Linked DNA regions of Mus musculus: region 1 is linked to region 2. A link is a loop called in an ENCODE intact Hi-C map of the cell type or tissue named here. Cell type or tissue: heart. All regions are shown on one strand. Links, peaks and the distances in the headings refer to the core of each region. The heading gives the core; the rest is flanking DNA. Region 1 holds the start of Limk2 (LIM motif-containing protein kinase 2). Region 2 overlaps Limk2 (LIM motif-containing protein kinase 2).

Evidence for each region. Peaks named below come from ENCODE experiments on the same cell type or tissue, not always from the same donor. Only the 100,000 strongest peaks of a DNase experiment are listed, where the experiment ranks them.
Region 1: it touches region 2 in a loop (6-fold over the local background); 18 of 42 quality-filtered maps call a loop at or near these places.

Annotation. Positions count from the first base shown.
Region 1 is chr11:3,405,181-3,413,509 of GRCm38, reverse strand. Limk2 (LIM motif-containing protein kinase 2) reads left to right here and starts at 4,272. Exons shown (of 16, transcript NM_010718.4): 1 at 4,272-4,464. The coding sequence starts at 4,449. Gm51879 (a long non-coding RNA gene) reads right to left here. Exons shown (of 2, transcript XR_003949624.1): 1 at 4,109-8,329; 2 at 1,959-3,763. In heart, for the core only: a CTCF peak has its summit at 4,176 (motif pointing right); DNase peaks (open chromatin) are centred at 4,329 and 5,239; H3K4me3 peaks cover 2,045 bases; H3K27ac peaks cover 1,642 bases.
Region 2 is chr11:3,343,691-3,352,019 of GRCm38, reverse strand. Limk2 (LIM motif-containing protein kinase 2) reads left to right here. Exons shown (of 16, transcript NM_010718.4): 10 at 1,247-1,378; 11 at 1,572-1,628; 12 at 3,361-3,426; 13 at 4,272-4,446; 14 at 4,913-4,968; 15 at 5,628-5,785; 16 at 6,136-8,329. The coding sequence ends at 6,280. Among named protein-coding and RNA genes, the nearest start is that of Gm12592, 17 kb to the right of the region's middle. In heart, for the core only: a CTCF peak has its summit at 4,747 (motif pointing left); DNase peaks (open chromatin) are centred at 3,299, 4,739, 5,469 and 6,869; H3K4me3 peaks cover 779 bases; H3K27ac peaks cover 2,378 bases.

The DNA of each region.
Region 1 (8,329 bases), core at 294-8,293, 61 kb before region 2:
TACTCATGCACAGTAAGTAAATATATATATATATATATATATATATATATATATATTTTTTTTTTTTTTTTAAAGAAAGAAAAAAAAAAACAAAACCCTGTCATGATGCTGGCTCACAATCATCTGTAATGGGATCAAGACAGCTACAGTGTACTCATGCACAGTAAATAAATAAATAAATAAATAAATAAATAAATAAATATTTTTAAAGAAAGAAAGAAAGAAAGAAAGAAAGAAAGAAAGAAAGAAAAAAAAAAAACAAAACCCTGTCATGATGCTGGCTCAGTGTCTTAATGGAAAGGACCTGAATCACTCCTGTTGAGGTTAAAGTTCCATAAGTGCATAAAATTGTCAAGCCCAATGGCTTCACAAGATTCAACCCTGAGATGCACACGTGGGGAAGCAAATTTAGAAATAAAGCTCTCTACAGTGCTGGAAATGACAGCATGCCACACAGTAGCCACTAGCCATATGTGACTGTGAAGCACAGGGAATGTCACTAGTGGAGCGCTAGAGCAACTATATTTTTCCATTCCTATTCTATAATTCCATTTCATTTTTACTTTTTCCCCATCTTTACTTTTTATTTTTAAAAAAATTATTTTTTAATATGTGTGTATGTGTGTGTGCTGGGGCCTCAGGAGGCCAGAAGAGGTATCAGATTCCCTGGAACTGGACTTACAGTATAGTCTTCTAACCAGTGAGCCATTTCTCCAGCCACAATCCCAATCTTAGTTTAAACAGCCCCATCTAATATCATATAGCTCAGTGCAGATTTAGCCTAACTCATAAGGGTTGTAAAATGATATGATGAATGTTTTTAGGATTGAGAAGAATCAGGCATAAAATTGCAGAGACTATGGAACGATGTTGATTGTAGGACTAATGTGGTCTGCAATGGTCTGCGTGGTGTTTATGGAAGAGTCCCAGGTTGAGGGAGCAGGAGACAGCTGCAGGGTGAACTGTTTGAGTGTGGACCTGGCTTGGGTTTTATCTTGTAAGCAATGGGGAGCTATTCTGGGTGTTTAGCAAGGAACCAAGGAACAAGACCAGAAATGGTTTCGGACCTAAATCTGTCCATCTTTAGGGATAACTCAGGAGGGAAGGAGCCTGGAAGCCAAAGACTGGCTTAGCTTGAAGCCAGCACAAGTGGCAGTGGCAAAATCCTGGTGGGCACAAACAAGTGCCCTTAGGTGGCAGAACAAGAGCTGCTTTGCTTATTTGTTTTGGAACATGGCCGTGAAGCAGAGTTAGAGGAACATAGCTAGGTAGGCAGGGAAAGCTAAGGCAGGCTCCCTGAGATAGTAGCTGCTACTTCTTCCCAGAAGACTCTTCAAAGAGAAACTATGGGAAGGCACTGGGCTGCCTCCGTATCTAGACAGGACCAGTAGCAGAAAGGGAAGGACCTAGAGTGCCTGTAAAATACCCAAGCCAGCATATCTTGACTGTAAAAAGTGTTGCTTTAATCTGCAGCTGAGTCTTCTGTCTTTCTCAGTAGTTCAATTCTTTGTTCTTGACAGGGAGTAAACTAAGCAATCCCCTGTACAACCACTGTCACCCACATTGTGTTTCCTCCATAGTCCTCAGCCTAGCCCTGAACCAGTAGGCTCAATCTGTCCTCCTGTCTCTGCTTCCTAAGTATCTGGGAATACAGATGTGAGCTACCAAGACCAATCTGAGGTAGCTATAAGGTTCAAGTCTTCAAGAGCCTAAAGACTAGATTGTGATTCAACCAGTACAATCTAGTCTTGGGTACTAACTAGGTCTGATAACTAAATAAAGTAGTGAGGTGGGTGCTTTCTAGAAACCTAGCAGACACAGACCTTCTTCCTCTCTCAGCCTTGCTCGTTGCTCTTACAGTGTGGGAGAGATTCTGGGTGCACTTTGGAGTGCTGCCTCTGAGTGTTATCATTCCTCAGAGAACTGTTTCCCTCCTTTATATTATTTTTTTTGTTTTGTTTTTGCCTGAGTAGGAACCATTTATTCCTTACAGTTCTGGAAGCCGTAACACCAAGACCAGTCTACCAGTATGGCTGATTTCTGCTGATGGCTGGCTCGATGGCTGCCTGACATATAGCTGTCTTCTTGTTGTGTCTTCAGGAGGCAGAAGAAACAAGAATAAGACCTGTCTGGTGCCTCTTCCTCGAACACATTTGCCCCATTACAACAGCCTCGCCATGACCTCATATAACCCTGGTTACCTTGTAAAGCCCTCAGCTGCAGGGATACTTTGGGGAATAGGACTTCATCACAAGAGTCTAGGGAAGACAGTTCAGTTCACAATGGCATAATTTAATAGTTTTCTTTGAACTAGGCATGGTGATACACACTTTTCATCTTAGCACTTAGGAGGTCAGCTTGATCTACATAATTCTAAACCAGCCAAGGTTTCATACTGTCCCCCCCAAATTTTAATTAAAAAAACAAAACAAACTAACAAACAAATAAAAACCTACATGGTACTGGAGAAATGGCCCAGTGGTTAAGAGCACTGGCTGCTCTTCTAGGAGTCCTGAGTTCAATTCCCAGCAACCACATGGTAGCTCACAACCATCTGTAATGGGATCTGGTGCCCTCTTTTGGTGTGTCTGAGGCAGCAATAGTGTTCTCATATACATTACATAAATAAATAAATCTTAAAAAACAGATACAAATTACACATACTGCCCTTTAAACAGTGATTATAAGAGAGACAGGGTGGGAAGAAAAGGCAGTCAGCAAAAAGTGGGAGAAGGACAGATGTGGTGCTCAGTTGTGGAGGGAGGGACAGGAAGCAAGCAAGCCAGTCCCCATCCCTCTGTGCCCGGGAAAATACAGCAGGGCCTCTCTCTGCTAATCATTAAGTAGCTTGTCAGAAGAGCCCCAAGAATTCTTTCCTAATTCAGTATATAATCTAGTGTTCCCTACGCATCAGATATCTCCTCAGAGGGAAGCCAGCAGCTCAAGTGAGTTCCCAGGAAGGAAGTCAGGTACAGCCCCCTCCCTAGCACTTGTGCACCCTAGGTCATATGAAGGCGCCACGGAAGAAACATCTAACTAGCAGCCACTTTTGTTAACAAAAGGCCATGCAGGAAGACAGAGAATTGTGCTGTTTTGTTTACCTAAGTAGTAGAGCCAGAGGCAGCTGATGGGAGAGTTGGAGGCAGGATTGGTTTCCTTGGGCTCCATTCCTACCCATTTCCTGATCCTCTGGACTCTTTTCCCATGTACATAAATCTGATGGAGGGAAGTAACAATTGTCTAAAACCGAGTGTCATAGTTAGGGTTCTAATGCTGGGAAGAGACACTATGACCACAGCAACTCTTACAAAGGACAACATTTATTTGGGGCTGGCTTACAGGTTCAGAAGTTTAGTTCACTATCATCCCGGCCAGAAGCATGGCAGAATACAGGTAGACATGGCGATGGAGAAGGAGCTGAGAGTGCTGCGTCTTTTTTTTTTTTTTTTTTTTTTTTTAGACGGTTTCTCTGTATAGCCCCGGCTGTCCTGGAACTCACTCTGTAGTCCAGGCTGGCCTCGAACTCAGAAATCCACCTCCCTCTGCCTCCCAAGTGCTGGGATTAAAGGCGTGTGCCACCACTGTCCGGTTCTTTCTTGATTTTAGTCACAGAATAAGATAACTATGTTAGAACATCTAGATTTTGGTTTTTTTTTTTAAATAAACAATCTAGAGATGATTTAAAACAAGAATATCTCAGCACTCAAGAAGCTGAGGCAAGAGGCTGGCAAGTTCAATATCAGTCTGGCTGCATTTCAAGACCCTGTGGCAAAACAAAAGAAAAAATAAAGCATATGAAGATTGTGCGTGGATTATAGACAAAGTTTACGCCATTTTCTATGAGACTTGACCAACCAGGGACTTTATATAAGGAGTGGGAGTCCTGGACCCAAAATTCCAGGAACCCAGGTATTTGGCCTCCATAATCTGCTCTAGGGAGCCTCATTTCCATATTGCCTTTGACACGCAAAAGTGGTTTCTCTTAGCTTCTTCGTGTTCACATTGCTGATTACAAACTGGGAGTCAAAAGACCTGTGATACCTACCCACGCTCTGCACCTGAAGAGCAGAGCCATTTTCAAGTAGTGTAGAAGGGCAACTGGACTAACCTGAGCGCCGAGGGTCCCCTGTGTTGCGACCTCCAGCCTAAACTGAATCACCCTGGTCAATCCGAACGCCTCTAGAGGTCGCCAGTCGCCAGCAGGCGCCAGAGATGCGGCAGAGTTCGCGCGGGAGGCGGGACGGGGCAGGGCGGGTCGTTAACCTAAGTGGGAGGGGCTCCGGGGCGGGTCCCCGTGCCAGGTGCGGTTTGGTCCTCCCAGGGCGCCGTAGGCGGTGCATCCTTCCGGCTGCAGGGGCAGAGACAGCCTCTTCTCTAGACCGCAGGCGGGCGCGGACCTGAGGCGCTGCTGCCGGGTGGTCCTTCCTGTGTTGTCCGCGCCCTGGACCATGGCGGCGCTGGCGGGTAAGAAGGGCCCATTCCGTCCAGCCCGCCGCTCGCGGGTTTCTGGCTGTCTGGTTTTTCTTGGGTCCGGAATCCTCAGCGAGAGCCTGGCAGGGTGGGGAGGATCGAACACAATGGTTCCCTCGGGACTTGAAGGTCTTGGGACTCTGGAAGTCCGAGCGCAGTCGTTCTAAGACTGAGGGCTCCTTGCGGCCGGCGCGTGGGGCGAATTCCCGCGAGGTGGATCCTCGGATCTGCAGACCGGGCAAGTCTCCTGGCTAAGGAAGCCGAGGCACCTGAGATTCTGAAATATGGGAAGTACAGGGTCTTCCAGAGTTCAGGACTTGAGATTCCGAGTTATCCTGGGTTCTAGGTTTTCTGTAGACCCAAAGTTCTCGAAGGTGTCTTTGGACTCTGGGATTGGGAGGAGTGGTTCCTAGAGATAGAGTATGAGTGTGGAGTTTATGATGTGGATAGGAAGACATCCGACCGTTCTTCCTGAGGCTCAAAGACCTCTGCCTCCTGTGGAGAACAGCTTCAAGTCTTCCTAGAGACTAGTTGAGTCCTCGCGTAGTCTCTGATGCCAGCAGATTAATAGCTCCGCACCTTGAGGGGAAGAGTTGAGTGAAGGAAATTTCAGAATTGGCTTAGCTGGGCCTGTAAATCCCTTCACGAATCATCTTGCAGCTTCCTGCCCCGCGGCATCATGAACTTTCTGCCGCCTTATTCCCAGCCACCGGTGTGAGTGGCTCAGTTTCTGGGTCTACCAGGGTCGACTTCCAAAAGTTTTCTAGAAAGGCCAAGGGAGAATTTTAGGGGTGGGGGAGGGACTGAATATGTGCCTCCACTTCCTGGCTTTGGGCCGGTGGACAGTCACTTCCTCCATCCTGAATTCAAGGACCGGGCCGCCAGTGGGTCACTTCCTCACTACGGGAACATGGAATTTCAGACCTTATTGGTGATAATATGCTCTGGAGAAGGAAAGCATGGAGCGGAAATTCGTCTGTCTCTTCCCTTAATTTTTTTTCCTGGCTGGTAGTGGTGATTGCACACCTGTAATCCCAGACTAGACAGAGCCAGGAGAATTGCTTGGTCTGTGTGTGGCGTACTAACTAGGTCAACCTGGACGACAGAATACGATCCTGTCTCTAAATAAATAATTTTTTTAAAATTGAGTTGGATGGGATGTGGTTCACTTGGTAGAAGGCTTGCACAAAGCAAGGGGTTTCATCCCCAGCACTGCCTATACCTGCTGCATGCCTGCAATCCCAGGTCGAAGGAGAGTCAGAATTCAAAGTCATTCCTCTGATATGTAGGGAATTTGAGGCCAGCCTGGGTTACATGAGAGATACGGTCTTTCTTTTTTTCTTTTCAACGAGGCTGGAGAGGTGACTCAGGTTAAGGGTGTGCTGTTCTTGCAGAGGTCCCTTCTGGTTCCTGACACCCAACTCAGTGTCCTATTCCTCCAGCTCCAGAGGCTTCTTCAGCCCTCTGCAGGTCCCTGCAGTCCTGGAGCCCATGCACACTCACATACATAAATAAAGTCTGCTCTTAAAAATTAAACACGTGGCTTTAGAGTTCTTCAGTTCAACCGATTTCCAGTGACTTTTCATTTATTTATGTATTTATGTATTTTTGAGACAGGGTTTCTCCGTGTGGCCCTGGCTGTCCTGGATCTGCCAGCCTCTGCCTCCGAGTGATGGGATCAAAACTCTGCATCCCTGCACCCAGCCTGGTGACTTTTTCTAAGCACTATTGGTTCTCAGTTTTGAACCTTGATGATCAGGAATTTGTGCATGAGTTTAGTCATTTTTGATTTGTGTGTGTGTGTGGTGCTAAGGATCAGTCCAGGACCTCACGCTAGCTAGATGGGCACTCAACCACTGAGCGACATCCTCAGAACCTTTTAAACTTACTTTAATTTTAACTCATTTTTTTTAGATTACAAAACCTTCTTATATGTGTGTCTGCATGTCCACACATGTACCACGTGCATTGTACCACATGCATGCCTGGTGAGTGCAGAGGCCCGAAGGTCCTCTTGATCTGGAGTTACTGATGGGTATGAGCCACCATCTGGGTGCTGGGTGTTGAATCTGGTTCTCCACGAGAGCAATAATAACAACTAATGCTATTTTTTTTTAACGATTTATTTATTATATGTAAGTACACTGTAGCTGTTTTCAGACACATTAGAAGAGGGCACCAGATCTCATTGCGGATGGTTGTGAACCACCATGTGGTGGCTGGGATTTGCACTCAGGACCTCCGGAAGAGCAGTCAGTGCTCTTAACCGCTGAGTCATCTCTCCAGCCCAATTAATGCTATTCTTATTATTGTTATTATTATTATTGTTGTTGTTATTATCATTATTTATTAGGACAGCACCCCATTGTTAGTTGCTTAGACTGGTCCTGTACTCCTGGATTCAAGTACTTCCTCAATCTCCTGTATGGACATGTGTTCTGCACCTGGCTAACATGTCGGGTTTTTTTGTTTGTTTTTTGATAGGCAAGGATGGAACCTGAGGCCTTGCACATACCAGACATTACTACTGAGCTATATCCTCAGCCCTAGAAGTGTGACGCTTTTTGTTTTTTTCTTTTTGGTTGAGGAGACTTAGGACCTGAAGTAACTTGTTTACAGACTTTACAGGGTTAGGACTGAATCCATGGGGCTCAGACTTCATATTTTCCAGCCTCCCTTTAGTGCCTTGTCCTTCTTGGGTCACAAACAACAAAATAAGGTCGCTTGGCAAGTCAGAGAAGGAAGTGGGACTTGGAATTTACTTGTTCTGTTCAGACATGGTTCTCAGACACCTCAGATTCCTGTGTAACAGGAGAATCAACAACAAGGAAATCAAATATTTACCGTGTGCCTGTGATGTCTCTGGAGCTGGGCTGGGCCAAGTTTTACCTCTTACAAATTTTAAGAGACGCCATAGCCAGGAAAGATATTTGAGATTATGTGTAGTCTCCTTGTTTTACATTTGAAGAAACTGAGGCTCCAGGAGGAAAACAGGTTTGTCCAGGGTCAGAACCAGGACTAATGTAAGAGACAGGAGTTTGGAGGCATGTGTGGAGGCTGGGGGTTGGAGGTGTCTGGGGCTAGAACATACAAACCCTTAGAAAATACCTGTGGAGTGGCTGAGGGGGTGGCTCAGTTGGCAAAGTGCTGGGGGCATCAGGACCTGGGCTTCATCACCATATAAAAAGCCAGATATAGTGGCTCACGCTTGTAAGCCTCATGCTAGGCAGGTGGATCTCTAGGCTTGCTGGCTAGCCAGCCTAGCTGAGCTGGTTAGCCCCAGCATACAGGACTGCTGAGATGGTTGCTGAGCCTGAAGACCAGAGTCTGACCACCATAACCCAAGCTAACTTCTAAGTTCTCCTCTGGCACAGCCTTCCCCCTAATAAATAAATAGACAAACAAGGAAGTGTAAACCAAACCAAAGTGAATGGTTCCAGAGTCATGACACCCACGGCTGAGCCCACCTGCACCCTAACACATGAACCTGGGCACGCACACTAAAGTAGCCATGGGCATGAATAATCCAGGGTTTGTGCTTTTGGGAAACTTGCTGTCTAATTACAGTAATTAAGAAACAGAGATGAGGGCTGGTGAGATGGCTCAGTGGGTAAGAGCACCCGATTGCTCTTCTAAAGGTCCGGAGGTCCGGAGTTCAAATCCCAGCAACCACATGGTGGCTCACAACCATCTGTAACAAGATCTGACGTCCTCTTCTGGAGTGTCTGAAAGACAGCTACAGTGTACTTACATATAATAAATAAATAAATCTTTAAAAAAAAAAAAAAGAAACAGAGATGAGAGGCAGGCGGATTTCTGAGTTCAAGGCCAGCCTGGTCTACAGAGTGAGTTCCAGGAC
Region 2 (8,329 bases), core at 173-8,172:
GGCGAGGCCAGTCAAATGGCTCAGCAGGTAAGAGTACATATCGCCAGTGCAGAGGACCTGGGTTCTGTTCACAGCATCTACATAGTGGCTCAAAACCATCCCATCACTCCAGTTCTGACCCACCCTGACCTGCTCCAGCACCAGGCACGCATGTGGTTCACACTCACGTGGAACCGAACACTCATACACATACAGTAAATTATGAATGAATGAATGAATGAATGAATGAATGAATGAATAAGGGTTGAGCTAGGAAGTGACCCAGTAGAAATCTTGTTTCAGCTGCTATTTTATTTTATTTTATTTAAAAAACCTGAAGGTTGGGCTGGTGAGATGGCTCAACAGGTAAGAGCACCCGACTGCTCTTCCAAAGGTCCTGAGTTCAAATCCCAGCAACCACATGGTGGCTCACAACCATCCGTAATGAGATCTGACTCCCTCTTCTGGTGTGTCTGAAGACAGCTACAGTGTACTTACATATAATAAATAAAAAAAAAAAAAAAAAAAAAAAACCTGAAGGTTTATTTTGTCTCATTCTTTTCAAGTTTCATGATTATTCTTGACTTTTTATGTGTATGGTGTTTTGTCTGCATGTATATCTGCAGACCAGGAGAGGCCATGGGACTAGAGTTATTGGTAGTTATGAGCAGTCATGTGGGTGCTGGTGATCAAACCCAGGTCCTCTAGAAGAGCAGAGCCGCCAGTGCTCTCCCCATCTCCCCAGCCCTCAGCCAATATCTTAAAACCTGGGCAGAGATTCTGTTGTGATAATGCACACCATTAATCTCAGTACCCTCAGAGGCAGGTGGAGCTCTGACTTCAAGGCCAGCCTTGGCTCCATCAGCTCAAGGGACTCCTCTAATTTACAGTACATATGTTGAGTGCACATTTACTAAGGACACTACAGGCCAGTCTAAGGTGAGATTCAGGGGTGATGGTATACACGTACCACTGTAATACATGCTGTTATGGTCACCACCAAATATCCTCAAGTGGAATTCCAGGGAACAGATGCCCCATCCATGAACATCTCACTTGTACTGCCTCTTGCTCCTTAGGTAGCTGCAGCAGGGGACATTGGGGCAACTGCAGTGGGTCAGGTGGGGCTTCCCGCTCGGCAGCACCACCACAGGCCTCCATCTCACTCTTGGGCCCTCCCGCCTGGCTCTCTAGAGTACATCCTAGAAAACCAGGGCCCAGTGTGCAAAACCTGTGAGGATGTACTCACTTTGTCTCCCTCCACCAGGTGAAAGTGATGCGGAGCCTGGACCACCCTAATGTGCTCAAGTTCATCGGAGTTCTGTACAAGGACAAGAAGCTGAATCTGCTGACCGAGTACATCGAGGGAGGCACACTCAAAGACTTCCTGCGCAGTGTGGTAAGCACGTGACCCCACAGTCAGGAAGAGCCTTGGTGGGTTATCAGAGGGACACCTGTGCTCATTACTCTGGAACCTTGAGGGTTAGAGGGACCTTGTTTGCCATCAGTGGTGTATACTGGGAGAGACTGGAATGGAGTCTAGACCAAAAGCTGGGAAGGACTCCTCTTATGGACATTCTCCTATCCTGCAGGACCCGTTCCCCTGGCAACAGAAGGTCAGGTTTGCCAAAGGCATCTCCTCTGGAATGGTGAGTCCTACCAGCAGTCTTGCGCATGTGTAGAGTGAGGTGCAGGGATTGCAGGCTGCTCTGGAAGACAAGAGACCCATCATGGGGGCTGGGACATTCAGCAGCTGCCTACTAAATTTCTTTCAGTACCAAGCTAGTAGTTGGCTAGCTCCTCTCTTTCAGTCAACAGTTCTATTCTCAAAGGACTCCAAATCTCTTTAACACCAAATGGCATGAACAAGGCAAACCATAGCTCAGTGTACCCTGACCTTTCTGTCAAAGAGGTGCTCAGGTGCAGTGGGACCTTACCTACCGAATATGAGGCGGGAAGGGGGGCAGTGTATTCTAGATGAGGTGGGAAGGGGGGCAGTGTATTCTAGATGAGGCGGGAAGGGGGGCAGTGTATTCTAGATGAGGCGGGAAGGGGGACATGTGTTCTAGGTGAGGCTGGAAGGGGGGACATGTGTTCTAGGTGAGGCTGGAAGGGGGACATGTGTTCTAGGTGAGGTGGGAAGGGGGGACATGTGTTCTAGGTGAGGTGGGAAGGGGGACATGTGTTCTAGGTGAGGTGGGAAGGGGGACATGTGTTCTAGGTGAGGCGGGAAGGAGGACATGTATTCTAGGTGAGGCGGGAAGGGGGACATGTGTTCTAGGTGAGGTGGGAAGGGGGGACATGTGTTCTAGGTGAGGCGGGAAGGGGGACATGTGTTCTAGGTGAGGTGGGAAGGGGGACATGTGTTCTAGGTGAGGCGGGAAGGAGGACATGTTTAGGTGAATGCTGAAGAATGAGCCAGTAGTAGACTAAAGTTCCTATTGGGTGCATTGTGGGAATGAGTCTAGCCATCCTCACAACTAGTGAAGCACAGTGCCTGCTGTGTGGAGCAGTCACTTCGCGGAGGGAGGGGCTGCACCCAGGATTGTGCTCATTCCTCCAGGAACCTCTGTTCACAGTGAAGAAGTGAGGTAGAAGAGGAAGGGCTGGGTCCTGGGCTTGCCAGGAGTTTGCCAGAGGTCACCCAGCTCTGTAAAGAGAAAGTGAGCCAGAGCTGTGCAGGCAGCGATGGCCAGCACAGGAGAAGATGGCTCTGCAAAGGGATGGCCCTGTGGGGGCTGGAACAGAAGCAACACACAGGGGTCTCAGGAAAGAGGGTACATGGGGGAGGTATGACAGCCTTTGAGGAGGGGTTGGCAGGCAGCCAGGCTGGGTTACAGCTATAGGAAAAACTCTGTGGGCCTAGGAACAGTGAAGTAGTACAGGGGGCTAGGAAGAGGGCAGTGTCACCTTCCCCATCTACGGGGAAAGGAAAGACTGAGAAAGTAAGCTCCTAAGAGTGACACGGGAATGTCTAGTAAAAATAGTTTAGAAATGGCTGGACAGGAAGAGGGAGGGGCTGAAGTACAGGCAGAGGAGGAGGGTGTGTCAGGGGAGGTGAGTCAGGAGGTCATTGCTTTCCCAAAGGGGCTAAAGCCTGACTCTGGAGGGGCCAGGGGGAGCAGTGTGTTTGAGGGTGCTCACTTTAGATTGCCTCAAGGATGGGAGACTCAGAGGCCAGTAGAGGTGGAGACAGTGGGAAAACCTGGGCAGGAACTGGCAGTTTTCTGTTGGTGTTAGGACACAAGCGTGGCTTGGGGGTGGGGATGGGAAGCTAAACAGGCTTGGCCTAGAAGACAGGAGTAGCTGGGACTGGGGGAGGGGCAGCAGGATGGGCGTGGCCTGGGCCAAGAGGCTCCATGGCTCCTGCTTCTGTTACAGGCCTATTTACACTCCATGTGCATCATCCACCGGGACCTGAACTCACACAACTGTCTCATCAAATTGGTACGTCCCACTGTGCTGGCCTGAGATGCCTGGGGCTATCCCTCTGGCTTCAGACCAAACACACCATCTATAGGATCTATTTTGGGCTTTCTGCTACCTTCAAGTGCCTTTTGCCATCCCCATCTTATGGAAGCTCTCAGATACACACATGCAGGAACAATTTCACCTCCCCAGGAGCAGCCCTTGAGGTGATTATTATTAGAAGGGATTAGCTCTCCTGTCTGGCAGGCAGGAGTCTGGGTGTGGATGGGGGCTGAATTCCTTGTCTGTGAAGAGCTCTTGCCTTGGAACAGGCCCCTAAAACAGTTTGCTGATCCCACTTTACAACGTGGACGGGCTGCAGGGTCTTTAATCCACATAGGTAGCATGGGGCCAGGGTTCCTCAGACAGCCCTTAGTTAGAGTTGTTCCAGCATTGTGTCTCCTGCCAGCTTCCCTCTACAGTAGTCCCTCTTCACACCACTGCCCCATAGCTCCTCCCTTTCCCTTACTGCCTTTGCCTGACCTTTTCTCTTAACCTATTCTGGCAACTACAAGTCCTTGTTAGGAACAAGACAAAGGGCTGAAGATAGACAAGAAATCCTAAGTCACCTGAAGTGCACTCTGCAGGTCACTTCCCTGAGGCTCCTCCCCCTTTAGTTTGGAATCTGTGGGCAGATACCAGACTGAAAGAAAAAACCAACAAAGGCCCAGCCACTGCCTCCCAGGAGAACTTTCTGGTGTGACTCTCCTCTCCTCTTCACTCCCCTTGAAGGTGGCCTCTCTTGCCTTTGCCTACACCCCAGGGACAGGTTAGAGAAGCCCCCCCCCCCCCACCGGGTCCTGACCTAGCCCTTGTCCTACTAGGACAAGACAGTGGTAGTAGCCGACTTTGGGCTGTCACGGCTTATAGTAGAAGAGAGGAAAAGGCCTCCAGTAGAGAAGGCCACCACCAAGAAACGCACCTTACGCAAGAGTGACCGCAAAAAGCGCTACACTGTGGTGGGAAACCCCTACTGGATGGCCCCCGAGATGCTGAATGGTAAGTTCAAAATCCATGGAGGGAAAAGAGCCAGAGGGAAGACAGAAGCCATGTCTTAAATTAGGTGCTGTAAGCTGGGGAGGCCTGTGACAGGGACAGGCACTCAGAGGAGGCCGATGATCTTTCAGGCTTGGCCAGGCCAGGCCTCATAAACTTTTAATCACAGCTGGGAAAGCAGCAAGCCATCCTGGGTGGCTGGTAAGCTCTAGGGATCTTTTGTCTCCAAATGGCCCAGGCTGTTCCGAGTTCTCTAGCCTTCGCCTTCCATCTCCAGATCAAGAGCTGAAGTATGGTGCCCCCTGGTGGATGCTGGCTAACCCTGGCTCATGGTCAGTCTAGATGATCCTGAACCTGGGTGTAGTTCTTTATGACACTCAGTCAGTGGCCACCCTGGGCACCTTTGGGGCTGCTGAAGCCCTAGTTCTTGGCTCTGCCACCTGAAAGCTGCTTCCCTCTCTTCCCCAAGGCAAGAGCTACGATGAGACGGTGGATGTCTTCTCTTTTGGGATCGTTCTCTGTGAGGTAAGCTCGGGCTCAGATACCCGAGGAGCCCTCCCTCCCTCCCTGAGATCTGGGTTTCTCTCTTACAAGTGAACAGTTTGCCACAAACTCAGTGGTTAGGCTGCAGCCCAGCCCAGTATCTCTCAAAGCCCTGAGTCACGTAGACACATTGAGAACCTTTTCTCACTCTTACAAAATTATAAGGGACAGGAGAGACACACGATGGTTAGAATAATTCAAGTATTTTTTACGAAGTAGCTTCCTTCAGTAGACTGCAATAGAATATCTGTCACCTATAGAAAATTAAGGTGATGGCAGCCAAAGGGTTTCAGACATCAGTCAAACCCAGTCCCTCCCCTTGTAGAGCCTTGACCCGGAACCTTGACCCGGTAGAGGACATAGCTGTAACGGGATATGGGCAGGGTAGGGTAAGTGGAAGCTTCTAGTTTTCAGGTACCAGTTACCAGCATTGCTTCTGCTGCAGGGAGGCCTCTTCTGAGCCCTCCTCAGTATCCGGACTCTAGAGAGGGGTCTAGATTAGCATGGGAAGGGAGGTGGGGCACAGGGCTGCCCCTCTAACTTGAGGTTTTGCTGCCCTGCGTATCTGTCTATAAGAGCAACCCTCCCTCCTGTCTCTGGCCTCTGTAGTCCTTCCTGACCATCCCTCTTTTTGCCTGCAGATCATTGGGCAGGTATATGCGGATCCTGATTGCCTGCCCCGCACACTGGACTTTGGCCTCAATGTTAAGCTTTTCTGGGAGAAGTTTGTCCCAACAGACTGTCCCCCAGCCTTCTTCCCCCTGGCTGCTATCTGCTGCAAACTAGAGCCTGAAAGCAGGTTGGTGTCTCACCTCTTCCTCCCACCTTACAGCACTCTGGCCCGAGACGCTTGCTTTAGATCAACCCCTGCCCTTCCCTGGATGAGCAGTTGAATCCTTGAGCGCCAGAGTAAACTGCTAAACCACTCAAGCCCCTGACATCTCCGACAGCCACATTAGGGAACAGGGGCAGCTCAGAAGCAAGGGGGCTGGACAAGATAGAAGAGCAGTGGGGTTTGGTTTTGTTTTGTTTTTAAAGAAAATCTGGGCACGGTGTGTGGATCCACAATAGAATGTGTGGAATGAATGGGGCCATGGGTTCAGTTCTCAGCTCTGGATGCTCACGTCTGTGTGTCCCTTCTCTCTGCAGACCGGCATTCTCAAAGCTGGAGGACTCGTTCGAGGCGCTCTCCCTGTTCTTGGGGGAGCTGGCCATCCCACTGCCAGCAGAGCTGGAAGACCTGGACCACACTGTGAGCATGGAGTATGGCCTAACCCGGGACTCGCCACCCTAGCCCTGGTCCCTCCCCCTGCAGGGGGACATTCCACAGCCAGCATTGCCCCCTCTGCACGCTGTCCTTGCTGTGAGCAGGACTGCCTAGGTTTCCTGTGGATTGAAGGCTTGCTTAGAGGCACAACAAGCCATCCCTACTACCTCCCCAGGAGGCACTTGGGTGCAGGGAAAAAAATTCTCCGCAAGTTTTGGGGGCCTAGTTTCTATCTGTAAATCCAACACTCACCTGAAAGCTGTGAAGAGGATAAAAGAGCCTGGATTATAGACCAAGAGTCTGTTACTCGGGACTACTTGGGACCTCTGTGGATTGAGATTCTGGGAGGCTGTAGCTTTACACTAATCAACATGATCTGGGCCTGCTGGGCAAGATGACGGAGTGAACTGGCCTGAGGGCTCTGGAGTCTGGCTCAGCAAGGTGCAGGACTTGAAGCGGTAGTATGAGTTACAGAAACGGGGAACCTTCAAAGCATGTGAAATGACAGTAGCGATTTCTCCTCCATCCCAGGCCATGCCCTTTGGAGCAGGTTTTAAAGAGTCTTAGTATGTGGTAAAACCTACAGAATCCAACAAAGGACTGGTCTCTGCTCACAGCCCAGGGACCACATCAGTGCATGGGGAGTTTCCACTTCAGCATCCTGTCTCAACAAGCAGTCACTCACAAAAACACCAAAGAAACTGGGGCTGCAAACAGGCCCTGCCCTCTAAAAGCCCTGTATCCAGGCTGGTGGGCTCAGTCAAAAGCTCAGCATGTTGCCTAACAGTACATGGGTTCTGGATGCCAGCCTGGTTTGCCTCAGACTTTGGGTCTAAGCAGAGAGAAGGGGGTCCCATCAATTTCTTTGCACCCTTGTGGCAGCTACTGCACATCCTCTAGAATGTCTGGGCCAGGCAGCAATGTGGGACAGGCATTGGTGGCTGCTGAGTCCCCAAACTGAGATAGGAAAAGAACACCCTGAGCTGGGCCTTGTAGATTCTACCTCTTTTTGTTGCTGGTCCAGCTTGCTTCCTGAGCCACACTCGAGGGCCATGGGCATGGGCAACTATGGGGGCACTTTCTACCCCTGGCTGCCAGGTGTCCAGGGACTCTGTAGCTCACCAAGGTTTGTCATCTAAGCGGGAGCTCACGCCATGTTTAACAAATTGGGAATGGGTTTGGTTATAAATACATGTGATGGGTTGTACTGGTGGGGGGATTCAGGAAGAGTGGTTGCTGTTATTAGCTTTTATCTCTGGGGTGATATGTGAGATATTTTGTACATAGACGAAATGAATTATGGGATGGGAAGTCTTTGGCCACTTTTCTTGCTGTGTAGACTGTACTTGCGTGTGGAGTTTGCACACTTGCTGCAGAGGGAATCCTGAACTCCCGATGGGCATGGTTCAGCGTCCTTGACTGAGTATGCTTGCACTGTCCCCAGCAAGTGTGGGAGTGGGGCCTGCACTAGGCCATGAAGCAGACTAAATAAATTAAGCAGTTAACATAGAGATGACAGAGAGTGCCAAAGTGACTTAGGGCCTGACTTAAACACGGAGGACAGGATGGATAATCACGGTCTGACCAGGGTTTGGTTCCCAGCACCCACGTGGTGGCTCTCTAACATCTGTACGTCCAGTTCTAGGGGTACTCTACCTCATCTCACCTCTGTGGGCTCCTGCACATACATGGTACACAGACATGCTCTGGGTACATAAATTCCCATTTTAAAGTGTTTTAAAGAAACATGGTCTGCTGGCCACTTTCATATAACTTACCAGGAAATTCTGTCTCAAGTTTAATCCCCTCACCTGGACAACAACCCTTCAGAGATCATATGCATCCACCGGAGCCCCTCTGAGGAGCAGCCGATGACCTCATCTTAGACCCGCAAAGCTATCAGGTTCTCAGCTGCTTACCCAGTCCTCAGGGGCCTTCTGCTTCCAAAGCTGTTGCACCGACCACTGGCCCAATAATGCCAATGTTTGGTAAGATCCTGGGCACCAAAGAAAGAGAAAAAGAAGCCCCACAGCCTCTGCCAAGTGTGGAAGTGTGTGTTTATAAGTCTACACGCAA